Regions from separate parts of the Homo sapiens genome. Here regions 2, 3, 4 and 5 are each linked to region 1. The links are chromatin loops, found by intact Hi-C in ENCODE. Cell type or tissue: Calu3. All regions are shown on one strand. Links, peaks and the distances in the headings refer to the core of each region. The heading gives the core; the rest is flanking DNA.

Region 1 (6,027 bases), core at 299-5,298:
GATTTCAATAAGCCTCTTTTAAAAGGCTTTCTTCTGCCCAGGCCCCAAACCAGGAAACTATATTTTACTAAGGGTAAATAAAATTTTATCATTTCCAAAATTCAAGTGTAGCCTCCACACCAGGCACCCAACATGATTAAAGAGCCTGCTGAATTTGACAAAATGTGTTCTGTTCCCTTTGGTTCAAAAGTGTGTGCATGTGAAACTCCCAAACAAGTTTATAACCACTAGATATATATATATATATATATATGTACATATATTAAATGATAAATATATTCTATAATTGCATTATATATCTCTATATCACCAACTTAATGCTTCCATTCAAGTTCTGATGCAAAGGTGTGTGAGTGGTCATTCAATCTGCATACAAGCACAATCAATAAAAGGTTTTATATTTAAATCAGGACATGCTCAACCTGGCATCACCAGAAGCCTTCTCACATGGCACCTCTAGACCCCATTGCCTTCCCACTCAGAGGTTCCCTGTCCACCATCCTCTCCTCCACCCAAATGCCATCCTTGGACTTTTATAGCTAATTACTTCAGTATGTTAACTAAATTGGTCTCCAAGCTCTTAATGAAGTTGCAAAAGCTCATTTGCAATATGACTACTGTCCTCTTAAAACTGATAAATACCACCATTACTTTCCCTCCAACTAGGCTGGGCTTGCAGCAGAATGGAAGTGGTATACGTGTGTTGCTTTAATGGGAAACACTCCTTTAGACCTTGAATGCTCAGAAGCTCAATGCTTTGTCTTCCTAATGATTTCAAAATCCTGCTAAACATGTTACAATTGCCCAGGACCCATGCATCTCAGACATCAAATTAACTATCTTCATGTATAGATATGAAGATCTTGTCAAAATAGTTGACCCTATTTTCACCTTTCATGGTGTCACTGAAGAACATAAAAAGCATAATTATCAAAGGAAAGATGTATTATCACAGACGAAGACCTTGAGAAAATCTCTAAAGGATTCTGTTGAGTCTGAGGCTCTCTTGATGTGCATTTTCTCCAAATGGGTGGGTGTCACTGTGAGCTCAAAAACCTGAAACCAACCTTTTCCATTACTTAATAATTCAGATCACCATCTGGTTTATTCCCCCACAATTTATCTCTGCACTACACATGATAGAGTGTCTTCAGTTCAGCCCAGTCAGAAGATTCTGGGGATGCTCCAGGAATATACTTTCCTACCATGATCACTTGGCTGCTAGGTTTGATCCTGGTCAATATGCTCCCTTTTGTGTGTGCCAACAACACACTTAGGAAAGGGTTCACACCTAATTCACATCCCTAGGTACTCTGCAAGTAGACACACGCACACACGCATGCACTCATGCACACAGACATGCACATAGAGGCACACGGGACTTTCTTTATTCCCACATATCCCTGAATCCAACAAGCTTTCCACTCTCATCCCAAAACCAACTGTAAAATCCCAAGCCCCAATGTGCTGATATTAGGAGGTGTGTTTTGGGGAGGTGAAGCTTGTCGGATTCCCTGAATCCGACAAGCTTTCCACTCCAGGACCCAAAACCAACTTTAAAGCACAGCTTTTACCACAGTTACTCCAGACTTAAGCAAGAGGAATTTCAGTGTGTGACTAGGGACCCAGGACTATTCCCAGGTGGCTTTGACTTGGTAACCTCAGAAGGATGCTTGTCCTGTAACCAGCTGTCTTTTGTGGTATGGCCAACAGCCAGGTCTCTGCTCTCTGATGCAATCAGTAGAAAAGACAGGAGAGGCAAAGGCTGGAGGGGATGGTATTTGTTCACTGACTCAAAGGCAAATCATTCACGTTAATGCTTCTTTATTGGCATTTGTTTCCTGAACGCGTTGATTACTGGCTTTCCTGCCTCTCATGTTGTGTGTCCATGGCACTGCCCTAAACACAAACACCCTAGCTAGAAACTGGAAGAAATGAAAATATAGGAAGAGAATGACTGATCCTGATGATTGCTATCTGAGGGTAGGAGAATGCAAGTGGAGGTTTACAATTTAAAAAGGAAGTAAACAACAAAACAGGAAATTCTGACACAAAGTACAGGAATAGCCAATTAAGATAAACATTTTTTAATAAAAATTTCTTTTGTCCAACCCCTAATCCTCAGTGTTGCTGGAGATCCAATGGCACATAGTTCCGGGGTTGTTGATCTTGGATTCAGTTTTCTTTAAAAGGCTTGCCTGCCTGCTGCCTGACTTCTTTCAGTCCCAGCCTAATGTCATTCGGGTTATAGGTTATTGGCTGTTGGCACTTGAAGCATCTGTGTTGTGTGTGTAAATCAGTGACTATAGTTAGAGGAAGAAGTTCAAAGTCTGGAACTAATGACTCATGTTGCTGGGAGCCATTTGACCCAACTCTCTGCTGCGCCCCAAACCCTAGTTTTACTTGGCCAGAGTTCTCATGAGTACTCAGTGAGAAACTGGAATTAGAAATCAGTTCTCCTCTTTGAAATGCAAGCCTGATGGCAGTACAATGATGGAAAGAGACAGCATTATCCAAGCACAAAACCAAGGCTTGCCCTCTGGTTATTAAAATGTTGAAATACTTCCTTATTCCTTGGTAATAGCAGCCTCACAAGCTCCCCCAGGCGGCCCCACTATGGCATGAAGATGCCTAAGTCACCCCACACTCTACTGGACTGCTGCCTGTTCCAGCAACCTGATGGTTACCCCGGTACCTGCACAGCAGGAGGCCTCTGTGCCCACCTCCATTCCGATTGGCCAGCATCCCATCAGTAAAATTCTTTGAATGTTATCCCTGCACCAATCATCACTCGTTTTCTCTTTGGGAAGTTCTGGTTGCCACAATTTTAAGAAGACTCAGTGGGACTGAAGTTAGGTAACTAAGATGTTGCCACGGAAAGTCAGAATACAGTTGAGAATTTTTTGTCAAGAGACACAAAAGCCTGGAGAAGGCGATGGTTGAATAGGATGTTCCAGGTGAACCAGGGCTCAAGCTCAAACCCGAAGAGCACCTCTTACCAAAAGTATAAAACAGGTGTGCTTAGATAAATGCAAGAAAGTACTACTTTGTACAGCCTGTTATAAACTTAGGAACACTGCATAATATCCAAGATTGTTGAAGATGTAAACAGGTTCAAAATGCATAATCAGTTTTTAAAACGTGAGCATCTGTTAGCTTGAATGTGCTCACTGTAATCTCGCCTCCTGGGTTCAAGCAATTCACCTGCCTTGGCCTCCTGAGTAGCTGGGATTACAGGCATGCGCCACCACGCTCGGCTAATTTTTTGTATTTTTAGTAGAGACAGGGTTTCACCATGTTGGCCAGGATGGTCTCGAACTCCTGACCTCAGGTGATCCACTCGCCTCAGCCTCCCAAAGTGCTGGGATTACAGGCGTGAGCCACTATGCCTGGCCGAATGTGCATTCTAAAGGGGCAAGTGGAATCTCTGCTGTAGGATTATAACTGTTTGAGGCTGCCGCCAAGGATGGTTATACCTCCAATTATTATCTTGGTGCTTCTATTAAAACAGAATTTTGAACTGAGAGTGATGTGTCCACTTGGACATCAGACACTTTTGTCACTGCTGTCATTGTTGACATGGTGGGGTTCAGAAGAGGATGTGGAAATTCTTCACAAATGGATGGGGGAGGAACCTGAGAACCTTCCTATTTCTTGCCAGGGAAGTCTCAGAAGTTTCTAATGGAGCATCCCCTGACTCCCACCATACTGCTACCCATGGAGAGAATTTACGGTTTGGGATTGCTGGTGCAACGTACAGCGGCTGCACAACAAGGTGGGTGAGAAGAGATTAGACAGAATCCTGGAGGTAAAATTTTAGTTCCAGCTGAGTCCTCGAATCTTTGTGGAAATTTATTATTTGATTGAACATAACTTACCTTTTTTCTGACTAAAAATGATACATATTTGCTGGGTGAAGTGGCTCATGCCTGTAATCCCAGCACTTTGAGAGGCTGAGGTGGAATAATTGCTTGAGCCCATGAGTTTGAGACCAACCTGGGCAACATAGCAAGACCCCGTCTCTACGAAAAAATTAAAAATTAGTTGGGTGTGGTGGCATATGCCTGTGGTTCCAGTTACTCAGGAGGCTGAGACAGAAGGATAGCTTGAGCCCAGGAGTTTGAGGCTACAGTGAGCTGTGATCATGCCACTACACTCCAGCCTGAATGACAAAGCAAGACCCTTTCCCCACCAAGAAAAAAGAAAAAAAAAAGAAAAAGAAAAAAAGAAATATGTTTATTATCAAACATAGTAATCCAGAAAAGTATAAAGCATAAAATAAAGACCCAATTTCCCACTACCCACACATGACCCACTGGATCTAATGTCAACATAGTACTAAATGTATTTCTGGACAGCTTTCTCCATAATATGCATATACACACAAGTAACATGCCATTTACAGCAGTCGAATCATACTATACATGACACTTATGTTTTTTTTTTGGGGGGTGGGGGGGAACAAGTTTCGCTCTCGTTGCCCGGGACGGAGTGCAATGGAGCAATCTCAGCTCACTGCAACCTCTGCCTCCTGAGTTCAAGTGATTCTCATGCCTCAGCCTCCCAAGTAGCTGGGATTACAGGCCTGTGCCACCACGCTCGATTAATTTTTGTATTATTAGTAGAGACAAGGTTTCACCATGTTGGCCAGGCTGGTCTCAAACTCCTGACCTCAGGTGATCCACCTGCTTCGGCCTCACAAAATGCTGGGATTACAGGCTTCAGTCACCACACCCAGCCTATAATATGCTTTTTAAACTCACTGTATAATAAGTCAATAAATACAGCGCTATTTCATCTTTTTTTTTTTTTTTTTGGAGTCAGGGTCTTACTCTGTTGCCCAGGCTAGAGTGCTGTGGTGCTGTCACGGCTCACTGCAGCCTCAACCTCCTGGGTTCAAGAGATCCTCCCACTTCAGCTTCCTGAATACCTGAGACCATAGGCACATACCACCATGACAGGCTAATTTAAAACTATATATATTTTTGTAGAGATAGGGGTCTCACTATGTTGCCCAAGCTGGTCTTGAACTCCTGGGCTTAAGCAATCATCCTGCCTTGGCCTCCCCTTACCATTACTTATAAAAATGGCAAAAACTGCAGTTACTTTTGCACCAACCTAATAAAACTCTGTAGGAAAGCACTTTGTTTCCATTTTTTCTACTATATGTTCATGATGAAAATTCTTGCATCCTATCAAACATATTCTTAGACCAGAGTTCTAGATATGGAATTTCTACATCAAATGGCATGCTTATTTTAAATTTTAACAAACATTGTTAAACTGCTCTTAGAGACCTCTAGATTTGTGTGCATATATATGTATATATATATACACACATATATGTATATACACACATATATAAATATGTATATGGAGAAAAAGAGAGCAAGGGAAAAAGGATAGATCTATTTACCTACGTATACAAAAAACGACAGAGAGACTTATAAGGAATTGACTCATGCAGTTATGAAGGCTGCTAAGTTTAAAATCTGCATAGCTGATGTCTAGTTCTAGTTCAAAAACCAACAGTCTGCTGTACAGCCAAGAAGACCCAATGATTCATGGCTGATGAAGACCACCAGGGAGAAGGATTCTCTCCTACTTGGGGTAAGGCCAGCCTTTTGTTCTTTTCACGCCTTCAACTATTTGGACGAGGCCCACCCATGGAAGGCATTCTTCTTTACTCTGTCCACTGATTCAAATACTAATCTCATCCAAAATCTCCCTCACAGAAGCACCCACAGTACTGTTTGACCAAATGTCTGGATGCCTTATGCCCTAGTTAAGTTGACACAAAATTAACTATCACACTTGCCCTCCAGAAATCTGACCTTATACTCACACCAGCAGTACACCAGAGTTGCTGTTTGCCTCCAGCGGCACCTGCATTGGCCTCTGCCAATTTCTAATTTTTACCAGTGTGGTAGGAAAAAGTGGTATCTTGATATTGCTGGGGTTTTTTCACTTTGCACATTTTTTTTTTTTTTTTTTTGAGACTTTCTCCTCTGTGGCCCAGGCTAGAGT
Region 2 (6,027 bases), core at 493-5,492, 67 kb before region 1:
AGCCTGGGCGACAGATCGAGACTCTGTCTCCAAAAAAGAAAGAAAAATATTTGGAAAAAATCACTCTACATTGTCATTTGAAGATTTTATACAATGATAAAATAAACAATTTTAAAAGAAATTTGAAAAGTTCGTAAAATAAAATTTAGAGTCTAGATAGGTGAAATGAGCAAAAACATGTTTCATAGGCTAAGGGAAAATTATAAGCAGGCACTGCAAAGATTCCAAAACTGAATATTTATCAGGCAGTAAGCTCTTAATGCTTGAATTGATTCCAGTACTCTGGAATTACAAATTTACCCCTAGTGTCAGAGTATTTAGTAATAAAATTTCACATTGTTGTTTTGTTGGGAGAAAAATATTACACTGTTTATCTACTTTATTTTTTAAAATTTTTTAATTTTTTTTTTTTGAGACGGAGTCTTGCTCTGTCTCCCAGGCCGGAGTGCAGTGGCGCCATCTCAGCTTACTGCAACCTCCGCCTCCCAGGTTCCAGCGATTCTCCTGCCTCGGCCTCCCGAGTAGCTGGAACTACAGGCATGTGCCACCACGCCTGACTAATTTTTGTCATTTTAGTAGAGACAGGGTTTCACCATATTGGCCAGGCTGATCTTGAACTCCTGACCTCTTGATCCACCTGCCTCAGCGTCCCAAAATGCTGGGATTACAGGCATGAGCCACCGCATCCGGCCATCTACTTTATTTTAAAAAATGTTTCAAATAAATATGTCCTCAACAATGTTAATGAAACTCTCTATATTAATAAGGTTTATGGGAAAGGGTTCTAGGTAAAGAAAGGTCAGTAGTAAAGTAAACAACACACAACTTATATGTTCCAGATCTGTTATTTGTTCAACTCTGGCATGTGGCAAACAACTTTGATTATAGAATTTTAGGAGTTGATTTTGTTTCTCAAATTGGGGCCTTCGTACCACCTGGATCAAGGTCATCTGTGGGTTTTATTTTAAAAATGAAGACATGCAGGCGCATCTTGGATCCTTCTGTGATCTGCCCTCCAGCTGATTATTATTCCTACTGAAGTTTGGGCTCTGCTGTGATACTAGTGATGAATGAAGCACCAAGATTTGGAATGAACTCAGTAGGGGTGAGCTGGAGCCACAGTGAAGAAAGATGTAGAATCTTGTCTGGGCAACAGTGCTTAGACCATCACATAGTTCTCTTGTCTCCCTTCAACTCTCCTCTTTTTTTTTTTTTTAGACAGGGTCTCATTTTCTCTGCCCAGATTGGAGTGCAGTGGTGCGATCTTGGCTCACTACAACCTCCGCCTCCCAGGCTCAACTGAGTCTCCTGCCTCAGCCTCCCTAGTAGCTGGGATTACAGGTGCACACCACCACGCCTGGCTGATTTTTTTGTATTTTTGGTAGAGACGGGGTTTTGCCATGTTGGCCAGGCTGGTCTTGAACTCCTGATCTCAAACGATCCACCCGCCTCGGCCTCCCAAAGTGCTGGAATGATAGGCATGAGCCACTGTGCCCGGCCTCCCCTTAGTTTTTATTCTTTTGGCCTCTTCCTTGAGTTTGTCCCATGAGAGTTCCCTGCCAATTTGACCTGTTGACTTTCTGCTCTACTTTTACGGTCTGCTGCTGCATCTGGAGGCCACCTGTTTGCAGTGAAACCCATCTCTGCCTTGTAGCTTCAGGTTTCTGCAACCGGGTTTCTGGTCACCTTGACCCAGATTCCTGGCCAGCTTCCACAGCAGGCAGTAATGCCATACTGAGCAGAAATTTAAACACTGTGTGTTGCAAGCTAAAAAAGTACAATCCATGAGGTCAGTTAGGCTTGACGAAAGTATTGTTTAACCCTGAGGTTATCGCTGTTATCTATTACAGAGAAAGTAAGCTAATTAATGCTCATAATGAGTGGTATTGTTTGAATGTGTCCCTAAATGTTTTCTTGGTTTTTCGTTTTGTTTTGTTTTGAGACAGAGTTTTGCTCTTGTTGCCCAGGCTGGAGTGCAATGGTGCAATCTCGGCTCACTGTAACCTCCACCTCCCAGGTTCACGAAATTCTCCTGCCTCAGCCTCCCGAGTAGCTGGGATTACAGGCATGCGTCACCACACCCGGCTAATTTTGTATTTTTAGTAGAGATGGGGTTCCTCCATATTGGTCAGGCTGATCTTGAACTCCTGACCTCAGGTGATCCACCCGCCTCGGCCTCCCAAAGTGCTGGGATTACAGGCGTAAGAGAAGGCGTAAGTCTTCTTCTTCTTCTTTTTTTTTTTTTTTTTTTTTTTTTGAGGCAGAGTCTTGTTCTCTGGAGACTGGAGAGCAGTGGCACAGTCTTGGCTCACTGCAGCCTCTGTCTCATGGGTTCAAGCAATTCTCCTGCCTCAGCCTCCTGAGTAGCTGGGACTACAGGCACCCAGCACCATGCCCAGCTAATTTTTTTTTTTTAATAGAGACAGGGTTTCACCACGTTGGCCAGGATGGTCTCAAACTCCTGACCTCAAGTGATCTGTCTGCCTCGGACTCCCAAAATGCTGGGATTACAGGCGTGAGTCACCGCGCTTGGCTGTGTCCCCTAAATTTTATGTGTTGGAAACTTAATCTCCGAATTCATATGTTGATGGAATTTGAAGATGGTATCTTTTAGCATTAAAGGGAAATATTAGTAGATAAGGTCATCAGGGTGCATCCCCATGAAGGGACTTGTGGCTTTATAGGAAGAGAAAGAGAGTCTTGTGCTGACATGCACGCTTGCCCTGTCTTGCCATGGGATGCCTCCCGCATGTCATGAGACAGCAGAAAGGCCCTCGCCAGATGCTGGTGCCATGCTCTCGGACCTTCCAACCTCCAGAACCATGAGCTAAAGAAACTTCTTTTCCTTATAAGCTACCCAGCCTGTGGTATTCTGGTATAGCAACAGAGAATGGACCAATACAGTCAGCACGCTGCATCATCAAGGAAAGATGTAATTGGGTTCATTATCTCTCACTTAATAAGGCAGTAAATTAGTAATTATTTTAGAAATATTCCCATAAACAATTTAAAATATATGTACATCAAGCTTTAGTTACCCAAGGAGGGAGAGGGGGAACACTCGCTCAAAATTCTCACCACATCATGATAATCAATGATAAATAAGGAATAACTGGAATAGCCACTATGCTTTGTTTGAAGAAAGAAGTTGTAATAATCTGTTTTTACACCAGATGGCAGAGTTGGTTTTCCTTTGGTTTTTTTTTTTTTTGTTTGTTTGTTTTTTTAAAGACTCCAAAATAGCTGCCTATTTTATATAACCAGCTTTTACTTGTTGGTTCCCATCAGGTCAATATAATTTGTTTAATACCTTTTCACATAAGGACATAGCACAATGAAAGGCTTACTTTACCCTAAGCCTTTTAGGGGGAAACAGAATAGCAGATGGTCTAGAGAGTATGATTCAGCTAGATTATACCTACTTTGCCAAAGGAATTATGCATTTAAATAATACCTGTGGTTGCCTTCAAACTAACACAAGTTTTCATAATTTTTATATACAATTATAAAACCTATTGGCTTATCATTCCAATAGTTTCTGAAACATCAACTATACTGCTTGCAAATGCATTTTTTGAAATTTATGTCTACTACTAACAATCATAAGAAATGAATTTGTATTCTTCTTATTGTGTGTGTTATCTTGTTTTCATTTTACTTTTTTCCCTACTAAACTTGAGGAGCAAAGCAAAAATACTAAGAGATTCTTTTTCAATAACTAGTGTAATAAACATTCAATATGCTAATTATCATAAGATAGACCTCTCTCGTTCTCACAACAAATAACTGTACAGAAGATGCAAATGTCCATGTACCTTATACTTCCACGCAAATTGCAGAATTTATCCCTAAATTTTAAAAGTGTAAGTATGGCTACATTTTGGAACCGTGGAATGTCTTAGTTCATATGTCCTACATTGCCCATTATACTATTTGTGAACTTGCCTTAGCATTAATCTCAAATATAAACTGCTTGGAACTTAGAGGTTAATGTTGCTCTCCTGGTCCCCCTGAGGTGCCCAGCTGTATTATGGCATAGATACCTGACACAGCTGTGGCAAGAATGAGTGCACAAATGGATAGGGTAAGAGAATAGGGGATATCGGTTTGTTGCATTATAGATTCCAGAAATACTTAAATTTCATCACACATACTTAACCGTTCTGTTCTTACTTATCCCATATCCTAGATGAGGCCATTTGAACCCAGAGGTCCATGCCTGGCACATGGTCAGAACTAAATATATGTTAATGCCCTTCTGGTCTCTTTTTTTCCTAAAGACTAGATGACTCTGTGACTAGAACCCTTGAGAACACTCAAAGTCAGAGGATATAAATAAGCATATAGTAATGTGTGTCTACATTACTAAAAAACAACTGAAAATCTAATCTCACCCAAACTGAAACCAATTTGGCTAAAACAAGTAAGAAATATCTTGAAGGGGCAGCGCTCCCTGCTAGTTGTTCCAGTGCAAGTTCTTGATTGTCAGTTAGAAATAAAAAATTTTAAGCTGGGTATGGTGCTCATACCTGTAATCCCAGTGCTTTGGGAGGCTGAGGTTGGAGGATTGCTTGAGGTCAGCCTGGGCAACATAGCAAGACCCCATCTCTTAAAAAAAATTTATTTTTAAGTCAGCCAGGTGTGATGGTGCATGCCAGCTCCTCAGAGGTCAAGGCAGAGGGTCACTTCAGCCCAGAAATTTGAGGCTACAGTGAGCTATGATCATGCCACTGTACTCTAGCTCTAGTAGAGCAAGACTCTGTCCCCCCAAGAATTTTTATTTAAAGACAAACTGAAGTTTAGTAATAGCCTATGGTTTGAGTGCATGATATCTTCCAGTAAGTGGCGGTGTGGGGTTTAGCATCCTTCTTTTCTGTGATATTTAAACTAATTTATTCTTTGTATTTAATAAATGTTGAGTAACTACTTTGTCCAGAAAGTTTTTTATAGATACGGAAGAAAGGGAACCTGCGGTCTGTGAAGGGCAAAAGGCTAAATTGGGCTTCCATTTGTGCTATTTTCATGTATTAATTTAATATTTACTGAGTATAATAATAGTAGTCAATCTTTATTAGCTTTTACTTACTGTGAGCCAAACATTATTCTAAGCACCTCATCTATATTAACTAATTTAATTTTTATAAAAACCTTAGGAACAAAATGCTACTTTTAGCTGATTGTGCAAATGAGGATCCTGAGCACAGAGTTGAAGGGCCTGCCCAGAGCCACCCAGGCAGCAGGTGGCTGAGACAGCCCTGCCTGCATGGAGTTCAGCACTTACAGATTCCCAGGCTTGCAGAGGTCCAATAAATACTGGTTAGGAGCTCCTAGCATACATGCAAACTGATCAATGATAGCGCTATGCAGTGGAGAATGAACACCATGCCAAGAGGGCCCAGATGAGGGAGCAAGTGTGTCTCCCCAGGGGATGAGGCAGACCTTCCCCAGAGAGGTCACACTTACACAAGGCGTTAGAGGAGAAGCATGGTCCCTGGAAGATGCAGCAGCACACGTGCACAGACACAAGTGTGGGCTGCCTGGGAGCTGTCAAGGGGGTCAAATAGCCTGTGTGCATTGATGGGTGTTGGGGGCTGAGCTGGAGCTGCGGCCCCCGGTGTGTGAAGGGTTCCCCTCCTGGCCTAGGCTAAGGGTTCGGCATTCATCTTGCAGAGCCAAGGATGAGTTTAGCAGGGAATTAACTCCACCTGACTTTGGTGTGGATGACAAAGTGCAGTGCGGTGGGAAATGAGCTAATGTGGAGGACATCTGGGTCTTTGGACTCCTGGGGAAGCAGATCAGGGAGGCCAGATGTAGGCCTGACTCTGTCCATCAGCTGAGTGGCCTTCGTGAGAGGTGACTTCCTTGGTTGTGACCTGGGGATTAACAAACCAAACTCCCAAGTTTGTTGGGAGGATTGGATGAGGACAGTGCTTGCTCAGCACCTCTTATAAAGGAAACGCTCATCAACATTGGAGCTGGTCCCAGCCATGGACCCTTCCTAGCCCTGCCCCACCCCGCCTGCAGACC
Region 3 (6,027 bases), core at 374-5,373, 74 kb after region 1:
TAGTGGAGAATAGACAATGCTAATACAATTTTATGATCCTCTGACATTACATGCTTCCTGAACCTTTTCTTGGATACCTGTTAGCATTAACAAAATATTTTCGTAGACTGATTACAGAGTTTTTGGGGGATCTGCCTACGTTCTGGGCTTCAAAAATTCAACCAACTAAAGAAAAAATAGGGCTGGGCACAGTGGCCCACGCCTGTAATTCCAGCACTTTGGGAGGCCGAGGCAGGTGGAACACTTGAGGCCAGGAGCTGGAGACCAGCCTGGCCAACATGGCGAAACCCCGTCTCTACTAAAAATACAAAAATAAGCTGGGTGTGGTGGCGTGCACCTGTAATCCCAGCTACTTGGGAGGCTGAGGCAGGAGAATCATTTGAACCTGGAAGGTAGAGGTTGCAGTGAGCCAAGATTGCGCCACTGTACTCCAGCCTGGGTGACAGAGCAAGACTCCATCTTAAAAAAATAAAAATAAAAAATAGGCTGGCCAATAACTCCAGAGACAGCTGCTAATACTGTGCATTTAACAAATTGGTGATTTTAAGCCCTGGGCGACACACGTAACCTAGACTTTGAATGTTCCATGGGTCTGCAAGCAATGCCATGAAATTGGACTGGCCACCATACCCACCCATGTGCTTGGAGGGTGCTACAAAGAGAAAAAAAAAATAATAAACAAGAACAAAAGATCTGCAGATCAGAAACTAGCATTCAGGGTTTAGTTTCTAGTGGTAGTCTTTGAAACCACTGTGTATTGCCTGATGACTTGTTCCAGGCACTTGTAAATGCCTAAACTGCATGATCTAAATTTCTCCTAACACCCTATAGGTAGGAACTTTTTTCATTCCATTTTATGGAGTAGCCGCTGAGGCCTAGAGAGGATGAGGATCTTGCCAAGGGTTAAAGGGATTAGGAAGTATCCGAGGTACAATTTGAGCCCAGACCCGGAGGGTCCTCACCTAGCATGTGATGCCACCTGCTACCTGCAGCCTCGGGCAGGACCCTGTCTATGTGACTCTCGGGCCAGATGTGGTCAGTCCTTATGAGTAAGAGATGGTGACCACCTGGCCTCAATCAAGTGACCTTCAGTCAGAGGCCCCTACTCTTCTCATGGGCCCCTTTAGATGGTGATGATTACATTGCAGAATTGAGGCTCAAGTTGTTTCACAAACTCTCTTTCCAGCTTTTGTAGCTAATAGGAAACATTGAAGTGATGATCAAATTGGCTGTAAAAGTCTCAGTTAATGTTTGGTAATGGACAGAAATGTTCAGTGATATTTTGGCAGAAAGCAACCTGGCAGGGCTCTGAAATAGGAGACGAAGGTTTTCACACATACAGGTTAAATCTAGATGCCCCTAGTATATTTTGGAAGGTTTCTGACCAAGCCTAGTGAAAGGTGTAAGGTCAGGTTTGAAAAACCCACCCTTCTGTCCTCGGTGTAACACAGGCCTCCCTCGCTGGTCTTTCTGGACCCTTTTCTGGGAAGAGCACCTACTCCAGTCACATTCTCAGGGTCCAGCCTGCCAACCTGGTGCTTTTTTATTTGTTGGGGTGGTTTTTAAGTTCTCAATGAGCAAATTACCTTCTTGGATCTTCTTCCGTGTAGAATTTGTCCACAGAGTTTGTAACGAGCACTGAAAACGCGTATTTATTTGGATTTCCTCCTAAAAGACAAAAATCTGTCTGTGAAGGGAATTTAATCAAGCAGGGTCCTAGGATCAGAAGCAAAGCTGTCTGGATGGATTTCATGAGAAGGGCCTGTCAGTGCACGAACTTGGCCTGTCAGTGCATAAAACCAAAAGTTCAGCCACAAGACATAGCAGCAGAGGTGCACAGCGCTCAGCAGTGACCTCGCATGCACCGAGGCTGGACCCCGGAACCAAATCTCCCTGGCTCCACCTTTGACAAGCTGCGCGAAGGGGACAAGTCCTGCCACCTATAAGCCTCCGTTTCCATGTCTATACACTGGGGTTCCTAGCTCACGGGACTGTCGGGGTAATTGAGTGAGTTAACGTCTAGGGAGCACCTGTGACATGCCAACACAGTGCTGTCATTTCTGCTGTTGTCCATTTTTCTGCATCTTTATTTGTAAGGATTTGAAAGAATGTACAGTTGGAAACCTGATGATCTCAAGCAGAAAATATCTTTTCATAACGCTGAGCATGAATGACATGAGAATCCATGTCTGAAGTGAAATCGTATGGATCTGAAGAATGGTTGGTGCCAGCCCTGGTGGAATGGGGTGCGAAGGAGGGAGGATGAGAGCCAGACGTTTCAGTCTGGGTGACCCTGCCACCCAGAGCCACCTTCCATTAACTGAGGGGTCCAGGGCTCCCTCCAGGCCACTTGCCACTAAAGCTCAGCTAAAGTCTCAAAAAGGACACATTCGGAGCCAAGCAACAGGCACAGCCCATGTTAGGAATGTTTCTGCAATGGAAAAATACAAAACCAGAAAGGAAGTGTGTGGGCCTAATCGTACATGTTTATCAACATTTTACTGCAATGTATGACATTTCTGTGAGCACAAGATTAGCCTTGGTATTTTTTTCTGGGAAGTATAAAAGACTTTTTTTTTCTTTCTTTTTGTTTTCAATTTCTCTCTAGAGGAATTTAAAACCGGATATTTCCATCTTAAAGTTCTTGAGCAAGTCTGTCAAGGTGTCCATATTTCTTACCCTGTTCCTCTCAGCATCGAAGTGCTATCTCTGTTACACTCATGTTTGCTGTTCACAATGGAGTACTAATGAAATAGCAAAATTAAGCTACCGGCATGGTGCTAATAACTGAAACTAAAAATCGGTTTGGAGCTTTTCTGTTTGGAAAGAGTCACTTGAGCCGGGCGTGGTGGCTCATGCCTGTAATTCCAGCACTTTGGGAGGCTGAGGCAGGAGGATCACTTAAGGCCAAGAGTTTGAGACCAGCCTGGGCAATATAGCAAGACCCCTGTCTCTAAACAGATAGATGATAGATAGACAGACAGAACAGATAGATAGAAGAAAAGAAAAGGGTCACTTGGCACTAGGTCTTCACAGGTAAAGATTCAGAGTGTGATAGGAAGCACAGGCTCAGGCACCCGGGTCTAATCAATGACAATCTCGCTTCTAGGCCTTTTGGTGGCATTTTCTAGTCTACCTCTAAGCTCTAGGGAATCGTGTGGCTAAAATCTTCCCTCCTGCTGAGACTCAGAGAATACCATGTTGGCCAAGATCTCTAAAACAATCAAACCTGGCAGTATTGAGTTACCTTCCTCTTATCATAAAGTCTTTCCTCACTTCCTCCTTATTGTGAACTTTCTTAAGAAGCGAGTCCAGGAGGAAGCAGTGACATGAATTTATTAACTTGACTCAGACTTCTAAAGACAACACAAACTGGGCGCCCCATTCAGAGAGTGACAGGGAAACCCCGTGGCATAATTAGTTACCTACGAGTTTCCAAATAGGATTTGGAAGGAGACATACAAACTAGGTCGCCGGCGTGGCACATGGCTTCCCTGAAGCCAGCATTGCCCTGGCCAAGGAAGCTTTGCAGAACAGATGAGATTTCAGCTGGGACTTGCAGCCAAGTGGGATTTGGCCTTTTGGGGAGAAGGGAAAGGGCATTCAAAGGCCAGGGACAGAGTATGGTCAAAGGCATGGAGATGAGGAAGAGGGGACCAGAGCAGAGGGTCAGGTTGGAAAGCGAGTTGGGGTCAATCTGCAAAGGGGCTGACGTGCCAGGTAAAAAACAGGAGCACAGTTTAGTTTTGTCGGATCATTTCAGGTGGAAGGGCAGTGGGAATGTTGGAGAAAACACTTTTTGGTGTCGTTACATTGAATCTGCTCATCTATAAGAATAAAACTTTATTTCATAGAGTTATCGTATGGCTCAAAATAGGTATGAAGAATTAAGAAAAAGAATTTTAGATTTAAAATGAAAAAGCACCTACAAAAGTAGAGTGGTAGAGTTACCAACGTGGAGCTTTAAGGTGGCAGATATTCTCATTGATAGGACTGTCTTCATAAGGAAATGTAGGTTCAGCAAGTGACACATTGAGGCAACTCTTCTCATTATTAGCTGTGGTCTAAATAATGACTTATACTAACATCCATTGAGCAATTGTAATACATACCAGCAACTGTTATACATGCTTGTTACAGCCAGTAGTGGGTCCATTATTCCTGCTGTACAGGTCAGAAATCTGGCAAGAGAGGTTCAATTACTTCCCAATGGTGATGTACGTGGCATAGGGCAGAGCCAGGATTTAAGTTTAGTCAATCTGGCATTTGGGCCCTTGAATTGAACCCCTAGGGTGAAATAACCAAGCAATTTAATCACGTGCTCCTGGGATCCCAGAGGGGCGGGCGCTTGACCCACAGTGATACAAGAGATGTGGACTGTGGGACCTCATGCTCTCCCATCCTGCTTGCATGCAGCAGGCATTCAGGCATTTCTGGCCCAGGAAGCCCACCACCCTGTACTGCAGCAGGGAGGTGGGCCAGTTCTGTTCCCACTGAGGACCCACCAACAACAATGATGCAAGCTTGTTTACAGAGTATTTTTAGTTATTGTACACCACAAAACTTAAGAACGTGAGCATAGGTTAATATTTATCTTCAGGGAAAAGAGTTTCCTTTAGAAGGTTTTAGAATTAGGAACTGCTGCACGCATATTCACTCAGGAATGCTTGTGTGTGCAGTCATAAAGGTAGGCTGAGAGAAACGTTGCGGAGCTGAGTGCAGATGGCCCCAGGGAATGATGCCGAGATAACGCAGCCCTGGGCAGGCAAAGGCACTTTGTGGAAGGCACTCTGTCTTTTGTTTCTTAGGACAAAACCTGGATCTCTGCATGCCCCAACCCGAATGGGATGGGGAGCACTTTCAGGTGTCCACTCTACACCAGCCTGAAGGGAAAGGGCAGCATCTGGCAGGAGCCAAGGCGAAATGGTTCCCAGGGGATATAGCAGACCAGGTTGTCCTGAGAGAATGCGGCCTTCACCTTGCGAGGTGGGATCCGATAGAGCAGGGTGTGGGGGGACAGGCTGCGCCTGCAGAAGGTCTCCAAGTCTTGCATGGATGCTTAGTCCAGTAACATGTGGATAATATCCACATTTAGAGGGACAGTTTCAAGTGTCACGTGTCAATGAATCAGTCTTAAACTGTAGCTATTGCATTTTTGTGCCATAAATATTAACTGTAGGAAAAATGGAATTCTGCAGTGCCTTGGACCCATGTGCATGTCTTAGCCAGCTTTTCCATGTCTGTGCAGGCATGCTGATGTGCTCTTTCCTCCATCTGGGGACTTAATGACCGGAGCACTGGCTGTGGTGACATCTAGTGGCTTTGCTTTCCTGTTGACCTTGGAGATTTCTCTCTCAGTTTTTCTTGAAGGTCAGTCCCAAAAGGCAAATTTTCTAGAAATTGTATTTCTCTTCCCTCTCTTGTCACTGATAACTTGCCACCCCTCTGGGCGTAATGCCTCCTCCCTGGGCAGGGCAGCCACCATGTAAAAAGCAACTATCTTCCCAGAGAGAGGCCAAGGATCTCCTCCCCTCTCCCTGGCGCCTACTCCTTCAGGTCTCTTGTCCCAGCCAGACAGTGACTCTTGGGTCATGGAAAACATTCTGCAGCTTTTCCCCAAACGAGCAGTCCTCTATGAGGTGGCTCGCCTGCACAGGGGGACAGAGGTAACTTCTGAAACGGTGTTTTTTACCTGCTACATAACAATCAAAACTTACTTTTTTTTCTTTTGGAGACAGTTTCACTCTTGTTGCCCAGGCTGGAGTGCAATGGTGCGATCTTGGCTCACTGCAACCTCCACCCTCCACCTCCCGGGTTCAAGATTCTCCTGCCTCAGCCTCCTGAGTAGCTGGGATTACAGGCATGCACCACCACGCCTGGCTAATTTTTGTATTTTTAGTAGAGATGGGGTTTAACCATGTTGGCCAGGCTGGTCTCGAACTCATGACCTCAGGTGATCCGCCTGCCTCGGCCTCCCAAAGTGCTGGGATTACAGGCGTGAGCCACCTCGCCTGGCCAAAACTTACT
Region 4 (6,027 bases), core at 332-5,331, 58 kb after region 1:
CCGGAGGGCACGAAGAAAGGAGCCCTGGCAAACAAAGGGTACGGGCCGGGACCGCCGCAGCCCGGGGCGGGGGCACGGCAACCGCGAGGCCTGGGGGCGCCCGCCCCCCGCGCCCCACGCCCGGTGCCAGCGAGCCGAGGCGTGCATCTCCTTATATGGTCAAATGACACGGCGGGGTTTCTCGAGGGCGGGAGCTGCGCAGCGCTCCACTCGGCCGGCAGCGGAGCCGCAGCCACCAGCCGCCCGCGCCCTCCAGCCCCGTCCGGGAGTCCCCGGCCCGCTGCGGTGCCGTGAGTACCTCCAACCCCCTGCGCCCCGGAGGGAGGCCGAGGGGCTTAGCCACCAGGGCTCGGAAGTGGGGGCCGAATCCGGTGCGAGACCCAAGGAGAGGGGAGCAGAGCCGGAGTTGGGGAGACTGGTGAGAGGAGAGCAGAGCTGTGGGTCCGGGAAGACCACTGGGAGAGGGGACCCGAACCGTGCGGGGAGAAGCCGGGAGAAAGGAGTTGAGCTGTGGGGTAGACCCGGGAGAGGAGAGCCGAACCCTGGGGGTTGGGGGTGGGGAGACCACGGGGAGAGGGGAGCGGAGCAATGGGAGGGGTCTAGACCCTGGGGGCGCTGGAGCTCAGAGGAGCCCACCGACTCATCCCCAGAGGGAGGACTGCAGCCCGCGTCCTCACCAGGTGGGGCACCGCCATGCGGGCAGGGACCGGGCGAGCCTGGGTAAAGGCTGGCCGCGGGTCCCAGCCGGCGGCTGCGGGGAGGTGACGCTGTCCGCCTGCTTCCAGGCCCGACTCCCGAGCGGGCTGTCCTGGCACGGTGGTCTGCGCGGGGGAGTCCGGGCCATTTCCCTTTAGTAGAAATAAGTGGAGTTTGCAGTGTGACCTCGCTCCTTGACTCAGGTAGACATTTAATAACTGAACCATTCGGTTAAAACAAAAATGGCTTATTTTAAATGAAAAGATTCTAAGTTTTTCTTAAGTCGCACTCGTGTGATATCTTAGCATACCAGAAATAGAGGGAAGAAAATATTGAGTGTTTTTCTGATTTTAAATGAATCAGTCATATTTATTTTCATATCCTCAGTCGGGTTTTAACTGGAAGTAGGCTAATCCGGTTAGCTGAAATGTGTAGCTGGCTTGCAAGCAGCAGTGTACTTAGACATCACTGAACTTAAGGCCCGCACTCCCTTCCACATATTTTGGAAGGTAATAAATCACAATTTGGGTTTAGAATCAGGAGAACTGTCTTCAAAACACAACTCCCAATACATCTCACATTTTTGGTGCTGACTCTACTAATGAGTGTTTTATAATAATATATTAAAGAAAAGAGGTTTTGCACTATCCTGAAGATGTTTTAGACAAAAAAAAACAAAAAACAAAAAAACAAAAACCATTTGCATCAAGTCTTAGAAGTACAGGAATTCCTAGTCTATCAATTAAACTTTAATAAAACCAAACTCAAAGAACATTTCATTGTGCATTTATATAAAATTTTGTCAAGTGTTACTGGATTTAGATCACCCCCCAGTTTAGAAGATCATCAGTTAATACACAGAATTGTGTTTCCACGGTGTTTATTAGCCTGCCATGGTTTAAAATGCGTTTACACCATAACATGTCGATGAAGGCTAATGATGGGCTTACTACAGACCAGAAACTGTTCTGGGCACATAGGTTCTGTCTCATTTTAGCTCACCGTCTCACAAATAGCCACAGGCAGATGCAGTAGGCTAGGGGATGCCGGGGACTGCATGTAGGCTGCCTAAATTTACATCCGGGTCCCTCAACCTGTGCAGCCTGGGCCAAGTCACTTAATCTCGTAGTGTCTCGGTTTTCTCCACTGGGAAACAGGGACAATGATGTTGTCTTTTTGTTAGGGTTGTTAAGAAGCCTGGACATCATAGACAGTGTATACATATTTGATAGCCTCATTTTTACAGGTAAAGACACTGAAAACAGAGATCAAAGTAACTTTAACTCAGGGTTTCCCGGGCTGTAAATGGTAGCCCTGAGATCTGACCCCAGGCAGCTTAACTGGAGAACCTGAGTTCTAACCACTAAACGCACCACGGGAGGAACATTTGAATATTTATTTATTTTTTTTAACATTTGAATATTTCTATGAGGCCTTATGATGCATACTTTGACCCAAGATTGCGTGTTAAACCATTTCCAGTACTGAAAGATATTTAAATTGCAGTCAAAAACGCCCAATAGAATATTGCCAAAAAAAAAAAAAAAAAAAAACAGACTAGATATCAGGAGTAGTTTACTCCTGTCCTGTGCCGAGGGCCAGTTACTCAGCCTCAGTGACTCAGGCAGCCTCCTTTGTCAGCACCGGGCCTGAGTCGCTAAGCGGCTCTCTGACTCAGATGCCCTGAGGTACAAAGTTCCTTGAGCTTGGGTGAATGGAAACATTAGACATTGGGTTCTTCTGTGCGGTTTTATTATGAGAATTTGATCAAAGCCACATTTATTAAGTGTCCATCTCAAGTTGCATTATACTGAGTTCGCTTCCTCAAGATGACCATCTGAAACAAAACACGTGTGCTTTCTCTAGTGGCTGAGAACTGTGTCTTCCTGGAGACTAGGCTGGCATTTTGACTTTGGGGTGAGTCAAGTGAATTTCCTCTGTTATCCTAAATTGTGGATTTCAGTTTTAGCTACTGTGATGGTTACTTTCATGTGTCAACTTGACTGGGCCATGCGGTGCCCAAACATTCAGTCATATGTTCTGGGTGTGTCTGGGAGGGTGTTTTTGGATGAGATTGACATATGAATGGGTAGACTGAGTAAAGCAGGCTGCTCTCCATAATGTGAGTGGGCCTTGTCCAAACAGTTGAAGGCCTGAATAGAACAAAAAAACTGAGTAAGAGGGAAGCCCCCCTGCCGGACTGCTTGAGCTGGGACATTGGTCCTTTCCGCCTTTGGACTCACACTGAAACATCGGCTCTTCTTGGGTCTATAGAGTCTCCTCTTTTCAGACTGCAATTTGCACCATCGGCTCTCCTGGGTCTCCAGCCTACTGACTGCAGGTCTTGGGACTTTTTCACCTTCGTAATTGTGTGAGCTAAATCATTGCGATAAATCTCTCTATGTACATCTCTTGTTGGTTCTATTTTTCTAGAAAACCCTGACTATTACAGCTCTCTGGTAACATCTATTTAAAAAGTCTCCCCACCAACTGTCATTCTCCCTTTTTTTAAGATTTGATCACTACTTTGCTCCTGGGAGTCTTGGCTTTCCTCTTGCTGTAAAACATGCTCTCTGCATGGGGATGTCACGAGGGGTCTGGAGCAGCGTCTGGTCTCCCAGGTCCATCCCAGTGCTCGTGGGTGGTGTCTTGCCTGGTGTGAACTTAGACTTCACACTCATCCTCAGCCTTCGGTGGCCCACGCCTTTACTAGCCTGATTCTGTCTGCGGCTTCAAGATCCTCCCGTCATATGGTCTTGAGTGAGATGTGGGATGTCTGTGGCAGAAGCAGCTGCCCTGTTTTCATGGGTGAACAGAATTAATGCCAGAATGTCCTTGCAGTATGTAAATATGGAGCTTGTCAGTCAACAAGGAAATAGACCTGTCTGCTTGGGTTAATACAACTTTTGGAGTCACTAAGAAGCAGGCAGTCAATGAAGGAAGCAGAAGGAACTGTGCAAGCCTCTCGGGACAGAGTCCTGTTGCAGTGCGCCAGAGAAACCCCACAGAGTGGCAGGACTGCAGTGAGAAGGAGGTGGCCAGTCATTCATGGAAGCTGCTGGATGCCAAGAGAAAGGCCAGCATGGGGGTGGGGGTCATAGGCACCTCAGATAGCTGGGAGAGTGAACAGTGAGCCGCACTTGGGAGGTGAGAGGAGACCCCTGCCATGAAGAAGAGTGGGTGGTTTTCGTTTTGTAGGTGTAGAAGTGTTCGTAACTCACTCAGGGAAGGCATGGTAGAGCCATAGCATGCAGGATGGAGTCTCCCTTGGTCCCCACACTGGTGTGATTGACGGACCCGAGGCCACCCGCCATTCTAGCGTGTGCAGCTATGGTTGTCCTGCATGGCTGCAATTGATGTGTTTTGAGATTAAATGACAAGATGGGATCTTAAAGGTGATTTAAATTATTTGGAGCTAGAACTAGACTGGAACTCCTTCATAGACTGTGTGTTTTATCTCAGCTTCCCAGTGCCTCACGTAGCACATGGAAAACAGTGGTTACTCAACACATTCTTGTCGGCTGGGTTCAAAAGGCTGAACGACATCAAAACAAGTGTAACTCCTCTTGTAGTCATGGACTTCAGATCAGAAATTTGATATTTATTGTTTTCCCTTTATTTTTAGTATTCAATATTCAAAAGATAATTCAGAAGACAGCAGTTTACCTTATTCAAACATTGCCTCATGCAGAACCACCAGAGATGAAGATGTTTATTTATTTTTTTTAAGTTGGAAGTTACCAGTTTATGTAAACTATAATACACCTCTGACACCTGTCTGTACATGCATTTAGTAAAGGCTTATTAAATTAATCTGTAAATATATTATACAGTGGTAAGCATAGTCAATTTTATACCTTACAAACTAAGATTGTTTAAAATCCAACAATTTAAAAATAGATTTCAAGTGGATGCTAGATACTTTTTTTCTTTCTTTCTTTTTTCTCTTTCTTTCTTTCTTTCCTTCTTTTCTTTTTTTTTTCCCAGGGTCTCATTCTGTTGCTCAGGCTGGAGTGCAGTAGCTTTTCACAGGTGCCATCATAGCTCACTAAAGCCTCAAACCCCTGGGCTCAAGCAGTCCTCCTGCCTCAGTCTCCCAGGTAGCTAGGACTGTAGGCACACATCACCATATCCAACTGATATAAATTTTTTTTTTTTTTTAGAGACCGGGTCTTACACTGTGGTCCAGGCTGGAGTATAGTGGCAGCACTACAGCTCACTGCAGCCTCGAACTCTTGGGCTCAAGAGATCCTCTCTCTTTAGGGACTCCAAGGCTTGATCCATTATTCTAGTTTATAAAACAGCAACTTTCCTTGACATGATGGCCCTCTCCGTTTTATCAGAATTTCTGTTTAAAACAACCCGTTTAGCTAGACAAATGAAGAGTGTTGGGGGTGAGCGGTTTTTGTGTGTAGATACTCCCATCCGTAGGAAAATAAAATGGTGCGGGGTATTCTCTGAGCACATTTCCAGGTGTGAGAGTCCCGTGCCTTTGAATGGAGGATCTTTGATTATAGGCATCACATGTCTGTAGAACATCAGGGCCTTCTGCTGACACCTGGAGCCCGTGTTGGGGATCTGTGCGTTCTTCCCAAAGTGGGCACGACTCCCAGCTGGCTTTTTGCTTCTTGACCTGGCCAGGCTGCATCCTGGACTGTGCAGCTGTGTGTTCACATGGGATTGGAGTCCAAACACAATAAGAAGAGTTATATCCGCTGCGGAAGCAGCAGCTTATCTGGAAGGAGGGACGAGGGCAGCGATGGAAGCTCATGATGTCATATGCCAAACCACATTACATGTTGGGTTTGCTATGCAGAGTGGATTGTTCACATAATATGTTTCTAATTTTTCATGCTTGATTTTTGCCTGTATGTTTGTACTCTGACATGTTTGTATTCATCCACCCGTCAATTCATTTGTTCATCCATTCCACAAGTATTCACAAAGCCCCTGGTCCTGTGTGTGTTCCCTGCTGGTGAGGTCTCAGCGACAGGTAGTGGGCACCCTTCCCAATGCTTACGGTTGGTAGAAGACGGGGCAATTGCATGAAAACACTGCACTTTTATAATGTATTTTTTAAAAGAGCCCACATAGACCAGTTTTCCTAATTGTCTCTGGAAAGCTCTGGTTGATTATTGATAAGTAATTGAATATCCCTTGCGGATCCCCGGTGACATCTAAAGATACAGGGACTGACTTACCGAAGCTGCTTTTGCATGTGTTGAAGGGCTGCATGCAGGAAGGGCTTGGGGACGTTCACAGATTTCTCCTTAGGAAATGGCTATGTTAGAGGAGCCTCCTGCAGCAGGGTTGATAGGGAGAAGCACTTGG
Region 5 (6,027 bases), core at 290-5,289, 51 kb after region 1:
ATCTGATGGTGATTCACCGCTGGAACCCCTCCGGCCCTCCATGGAGACAATGACTCCTCTGGTCTTACTGAGGAGTAATTGCTCAGCATCTCTGACTGTACACACGATTCCAAGTATATTTATAGTGTTAGGATGGCCCAGAATTTTTGAAGGTTTTTTTATTTTTGCCAAACAGTCCTGCCAGGAGATGCTGAAGGTCAGATATTTTAGAAAATCTGTTTCTGGTACTTCAGCAGTCAACTACTATTGCAAGGATGGAGAAAGATGCTTGGTTGTTCCAGGAAGCTCTGTCATGACTCCCAGGTCCAATTTTAAAGTACCTTCTGAAATAGGTGAAAGGTATTCCTAAACATGCTCTCTAGAACTTAAAGCATAGGTTTTCATCACACACAAATCTGTACCATGGGGCAGAATTAGCCACAGGAGACATTCTCAATTGTCAATTAGCCATAAAAGTGGCTTGAGGAAAAACTAGATAATGTGAAATAACTCTTTAAAGGAAGAAGAGAGGTGGTACATTCTTTATTTCACAGATAATGTAAAGAAGACATACAAAGGTGAAGGGTGTTACCTGTGGCCACATACACTGCTCCATAGGAGCTCCTGGACCTGGGGTTCACCCCCTGCCTCCTAGAGCCTGGCCAGTCCAGGCTCTTTCTAGTTAGACTATTGGGATTTTCTGTTAATGACCCTAATCAAAGTGGAAATAGCACAAAACGACCTTGGTGGCAGTGAAGAGAGAACTTGGGATTTCAAATTTTTAATGTTGACTCATAAAGTTAATTCACAAAGAATAACAGATCTTGGTGTGGTTTAAAATAAACACTCTTGCCAGCCATGGTGGCTCACGCCTGTAATCCTAGCACTTTGGGAGGCCATGGCAGGGGAATCACTTGAATCAGGGAAGGCAGAGTTTACAGTGAGCGGAGATTGCTCCACTGCATTCCAGCCTGGGTGACAGAGTAAGACTCTGTCTCAAATAAAATAACATAAACATTCTGAGGAACAAGTGAGGCATGAGACTCCCCCATTTCAGAAATGCCTGGAAGAATCTCCCATTTCAGGTATTTTAGGGAAGCAAACCGTTCACTCAAAAGAGAATTTTGCCAGGTTTGCACAGACTTTAGACATTAATACTTCCTTTAAATGGATTTTGGAATCATTGACAGAGGAAAAAAAGAGTAAAACTCTAAGAGAAGGCAGGCAGAGAAGTGAATGGATTGCTCCTGAAAAGGACTGAAATCAGAGACAAAGAGATCTCAAATAAGAAGCAAAGTTTTTCAGAGTCTACCTTACAAATACTTTTCATCTGAAACCATCCAGCAACATTTACTGGCCCAAATGAACTATGGGTGTGAATAGTTTCATTCTATTGGTCATTAATGTACCAAACAGAGTCTTTCTTAAAGAGGTATCAAAGCCACAGTGGAAACTGTATCCGACGCTCCAAATAAACTCTAACCAAGGATGGGAAACTCGGAATCATGGAGTTGTTTGTGGATTTGGCTAAAAGTCAGGCATGTTTTGAGGCTTTAAACACTGATTATTTATATCCAACAAATAGTTTGTGAAAAAGGAGAGAGGGAAGAAATGGGATATGGAAATTGTGTATCTCAAGAAAGAGCCAATCATTTTCCCTCCTAACCAGAGCATGGCAGAAGGGAGAAGAAAAGGAAAAGAGCTTGCCCTTTGTGGAAAGCTGAGCTTTTCCTGAAAGTCTGACAGGCAGAGAAACAAAGTTTGGATCCTGCAAGATCGTTCCTGTAACCAGATCAAGTTCCTCCTGTTTGCTGGAGGCCCTTGGGTCTCCCGTCACAACTGCACCCAGCTCACGGGCACAGGCAGGTGCATACCCTGCCCGTAGAGTCATCTTTCATAGACTTCCCTGCTGGATCCGGGCAAATAGTGTTTCCAGAAAAAGCGAATCCAGCTTTCTGTGCCACCACCCTGGGATCTGGTACTGTGTCATGGGAAGGCATGCAGGGACTTGCCTCCTGACCCCACTGCCAGGAGGGGTGCTGGTTTGATCACTCCTGACCCCTTCCCGCCAGCATTTATGATCTTAGACACTTACTCACCTTCCAACCATGTGAGGCAATTAAGAATGATTGCCTCTGAATCAAGGGCAAATCATCCACCAGTTTCCTGGCCAAGGTTTGAGTGGGAGGAACAGCTTGTGTGAAATCCTTTAACGGTGACAAAATGCTTAACAATCTTGATGGCAGTGGTCAGTTAGGGTAACGAACATAGGGCGGTCTGACCTCCAGCTCATGTTTTCCTGTGTTCACTTTCTACCTGGTAATGGTGAGCTCATCCTAATCCCCCTGGGGTAGCCCCCATCCGGGTAGGAGGCTACTGTTGGCCCCTGCACAGATGGGTCTAGCCCACCAGCCTCCCCCCCACGACCCCACCACAGGGTGGCAGTTGCGAGCACACGCCTAGAAGCCCTGCCTTTCTTTGGCCTCTCCCAGAGAATGAAATTTCAGCATTTGTACAGCTCAGACCCACTGGCTGAAACTTCTACCTCCTGGCTCAAACTTCTACCTCCTGCTTCCCTGAGTGAAGTAACTGACAGAGGAAGTAATACTTCCAACTGGATTTTAGAGTTCCTGAGTCTAGTCTATGTTTAGTCTATCTCTATTTCCCTGTCCCTCCCCCACGCCCTAAACTGACATTTCGTAGGTTTCTGGTAAATTACCGAGTCCAGAGTTGGAAGCCCTAAGTGGTATTTATTTTACTTCAAATCACCTTTAGTCATCAGAATCACCTGGAGGGCGTGTTAAAGCAGGAGCTGGCCTGAGAATGTGCACTTCTAACAGGTTTGCAGGGGATCCTGCTGCACTCTGGGACAAGGCTTTGAGACCTGCTAGCCGCAGGAAGTCTTTTCCTCTCTTTCCTCCCTTCCTAGCTGTGCCTCTCCCTGAAGCCCACCTACAGGAGAGACGGGAAAACGTTATGGGCAGTGTTGTCTCAAGAAGGAATGTCAGGATAATTGGAATAAACAAAAGAAGAACTTGAATAACTGATCACAGTCACCGTTGATCCTTTCCCCAGGAAATAGTACTTTTTGTTTTTATTTTCTTCCATGAACTAGCCTTTTATCCATAGCAGAGAGGTTTTCTCTCAAGAAGAAACAGGATCTGAACAGGATCTGAACCTTAATTCTTCTTCTGGTGGGAGTTCAGTCCATTTCCTTCTTATTCTGGATTAATTTCCCCTTTGCCATTGAATAAAACAGAGGACTTTACAAAGGGCCTACTTCATGCCAAGTAATGTGTTAATAGTTCTAAGTGGTTTATGTGCATCTCAAAAGACCTTCGCCACAATTTCACAGACTATATGTTATTAGCCCATTTTACAAACTAGCAAACTGAGGGTTAGGGAAGTTTTGTAGTTACTGGAGATCATAGTAGTCATAGATAGAACAGAGATTCAAATCCTGGCTTGACTTCAAAGATCAAGCTATGCTGCCATAGACAGCATTACGCTTTCTATAGTGAAAGACTTGTCACAAACAATTCTGTGATCTGTCACTTATTCAATACACATATTTATTAAGCACATACTATGTGCCATGCTCTATAATTAATTAGGTCCTAGGAATATAATGATGTACAAGATGGATGGAACTTTTCAAAACATATTTTCTTAGATTGTCTCATGAAAATTTGTTTTTAATACTTTGTCCTTCGATGGAATTGCTCATGAAAGCATATGTCATTAAACCCAGAAATTGCATTCCCCTCCTCAATTTCTTGCCATCCTCCTTTGACTTACTATTAATATCAGTTTAACAAATTTGTTTCCTATTTTCCTTAAAGGAGTCTGTTGCTTTTATTTTTAAAATATATTTAGTTTTTGGGCCAGGCATGGTCGCCCACGCCTGTAATTTCAGCACTTTGGGAGGCCAAGTGGGTGGATCACAAGATCAGGAGATCAAGACCATCCTGGCTAACATGATGAAACCTCGTGTCTACTAAAATTATAAAAAATTAGCCGGGTATGGTGGCACATGCCTGTAGTCCCAGCTACTCAGGAGGCTGAGGCAGGAGAATCGCTTGCACCTGGGAGGCAGAGGTTTCAGTGAGCCAAGACAGTGCCACTGTACTCCAGCATGGGCAACAGAGCAAGACTCCATCTCAAATACATATATATATACACACACACACATATATATATACACACATATATATACATATATACACATATATATACATATATACATACAGATACATATATACATATACATACATGTGTATATGTGTGTATATGTGTATATGTATATATGTATATATACGTGTATATATACACGTATATATACACATATATACATGTATATGTACATACATACGTATATATACGTATATATATATTCGTGTATATATACGTATATATGTATATATTCGTGTATATATATATTTAGTTTTTGAATGAGTACATTAACATAGCTCAAAATTTACAAGAAATAAAAATGTGTACAGTAAAAATTAATCTCCTTTCCACCCCATGACCCCTAGCCACTCAGATCTCCCCAGAAGCAACCGCTTATAAATATACATTGTCTTCCCCCGTCCTTTCTTTGCTCATGAACACAAATGGTTGGTTTCTACCTACAAAGTGTTCTCTACTTTTATTTTTCTCAGTTGATTTATCTTGGAGATCATGCCAAATCAGTAAATATAGTTACCTCGTTCATTTTAACAGCCGCATATGTAAATAATTCTAAAATGCACCATACTGTATTTAACTAAGCCCTTGTTGACGAACACATAACATGGCCCAGTATTTTTCTATTACAAACAATTCTACAATGACTACTCTTGTGTGTCTATCGTTTTACACAGGAGCAAGTATATCTACAAGATAATTTCCTATAAAGGGAAATGCTGGGTAAAGAGAAAATGGTATGTTCATCTGTAATTTAAAAATGTTTTCATTATGGAATTTTTCAAGCATTACAAAAGGAGACAGACTAGTAAGATGAACTGCTGCATATCCATCATCAAGCTTCAGCGATTATCCACAATCCATGGCTGATAGTATTTCGTATATATATAGGCCCTATCCATTTCCCCACCCCAAATTATTTTGAAACAACTCCAGGCATAATGTTATTTCACTAGGAAATATTTTGGCACTGTTCTTGAAAAGCAAGGACTTAAGAAAAGAAAAATATATGTGTGTGTGTAATCACATTATCACCCCTAACATAAATTGTTCATTAATACTAGAAAATATCCTGTCAGTGTCATATTTTCCAAGGTTGTCTCATAAAAATTGATTTTCTACTAGTTTATTCTTTGATTAGAATCCAATAAGATCCAAAAAAAAAAAAAAAAAAGAATCCAATAAGATCCATACATGGCAGTTGGCTAAGTCTTTTTTTAATCTCTTGGTTCTGTCTCCATCTCTCTTGTTTTTCTTTGTGCATCGTTGTTGTAGAAACTGGGTATGTTTGTTTCCAGAGTCCGGATTTTACTGACCCTATCGAATGACCACAGGGTCATTTAAAATGTTCTGCTACCCATTAGGTCAAAAATTAAACACAAAATTAAATTGCAGAATTTCTTAATAATAAAACACAACATAGCTGAACCTATGTGACACAGCTAAAGCAGTTATTAGAAGAAAAATAACAGAACTAAATAACTCTATCAGTAAAAAAGCAAAGCTAAATGGATTACACCCGTAAGTCAGAAAGCTAAAAAAAAAAAAAAAATTAAAATATAAGACAAAAGGAATCAGAAAGAAGATAAATGCAGAATTAATGTTTCATCATTTTAGGGCTTGTTTTTACAAACTGAAGCTTAAGACTCACCATTTGAGAACTAGGAGACCATTTCCTAATTTGTAACGATATCAACAACACATCTAGGTAGCTGTCAGGGGCTGGGAGCCTTTTCTACACAAACTTTGCTCTGAATTTCAAAATACTAGCCTGTCTTGACACTTAGTGGAAATTCAGGTAGGGTGGCCTTAACTCAGGTTCTTCAGGAAAGCGTCCTGTTTCAGGGACACAGTGGGGTG

Evidence for each region. Hi-C counts contacts between places; a loop is a spot of excess contacts. Peaks named below come from ENCODE experiments on the same cell type or tissue, not always from the same donor. Only the 100,000 strongest peaks of a DNase experiment are listed, where the experiment ranks them.
Region 2: it touches region 1 in a loop (5-fold over the local background); 18 of 110 quality-filtered maps call a loop at or near these places.
Region 3: a loop joins it to region 1, with 5 times the contacts of the local background. A loop is called at or near these places in 14 of 110 quality-filtered maps.
Region 4: it touches region 1 in a loop (5-fold over the local background); 14 of 110 quality-filtered maps call a loop at or near these places.
Region 5: it touches region 1 in a loop (6-fold over the local background); 15 of 110 quality-filtered maps call a loop at or near these places.

What each region holds. Positions count from the first base shown.
Region 1 is chr2:105,451,551-105,457,577 of GRCh38, reverse strand. LOC105373529 (a long non-coding RNA gene) reads left to right here and starts at 2,887. Exons shown (of 3, transcript XR_923141.1): 1 at 2,887-3,015; 2 at 3,662-3,775. In Calu3, for the core only: a CTCF peak has its summit at 2,587; DNase peaks (open chromatin) are centred at 1,717, 2,327 and 2,617.
Region 2 is chr2:105,518,537-105,524,563 of GRCh38, reverse strand. All of the region lies in intron 1 of LOC105375311 (a long non-coding RNA gene), which reads right to left. Among named protein-coding and RNA genes, the nearest start is that of LINC02946, 89 kb to the left of the region's middle. In Calu3, for the core only: a CTCF peak has its summit at 3,141 (motif pointing right); a DNase peak (open chromatin) is centred at 5,403.
Region 3 is chr2:105,377,339-105,383,365 of GRCh38, reverse strand. All of the region lies in intron 3 of FHL2 (four and a half LIM domains 2), which reads left to right. It also overlaps a transcript of C2orf49 not described here. Among named protein-coding and RNA genes, the nearest start is that of FHL2, 19 kb to the left of the region's middle. In Calu3, for the core only: no CTCF peak of the experiment used is centred there; a DNase peak (open chromatin) is centred at 3,395.
Region 4 is chr2:105,393,233-105,399,259 of GRCh38, reverse strand. It overlaps FHL2 (four and a half LIM domains 2), which reads left to right and starts at 209. Exons shown (of 7, transcript NM_001318895.3): 1 at 209-418; 2 at 2,563-2,613. RefSeq lists silencers at 106-235, 256-475 and an enhancer at 1-428. In Calu3, for the core only: no CTCF peak of the experiment used is centred there; DNase peaks (open chromatin) are centred at 719, 1,779 and 2,339.
Region 5 is chr2:105,400,379-105,406,405 of GRCh38, reverse strand. It overlaps a transcript of FHL2 not described here. Among named protein-coding and RNA genes, the nearest start is that of FHL2, 4.3 kb to the right of the region's middle. In Calu3, for the core only: a CTCF peak has its summit at 2,414 (motif pointing right); DNase peaks (open chromatin) are centred at 2,015 and 2,405.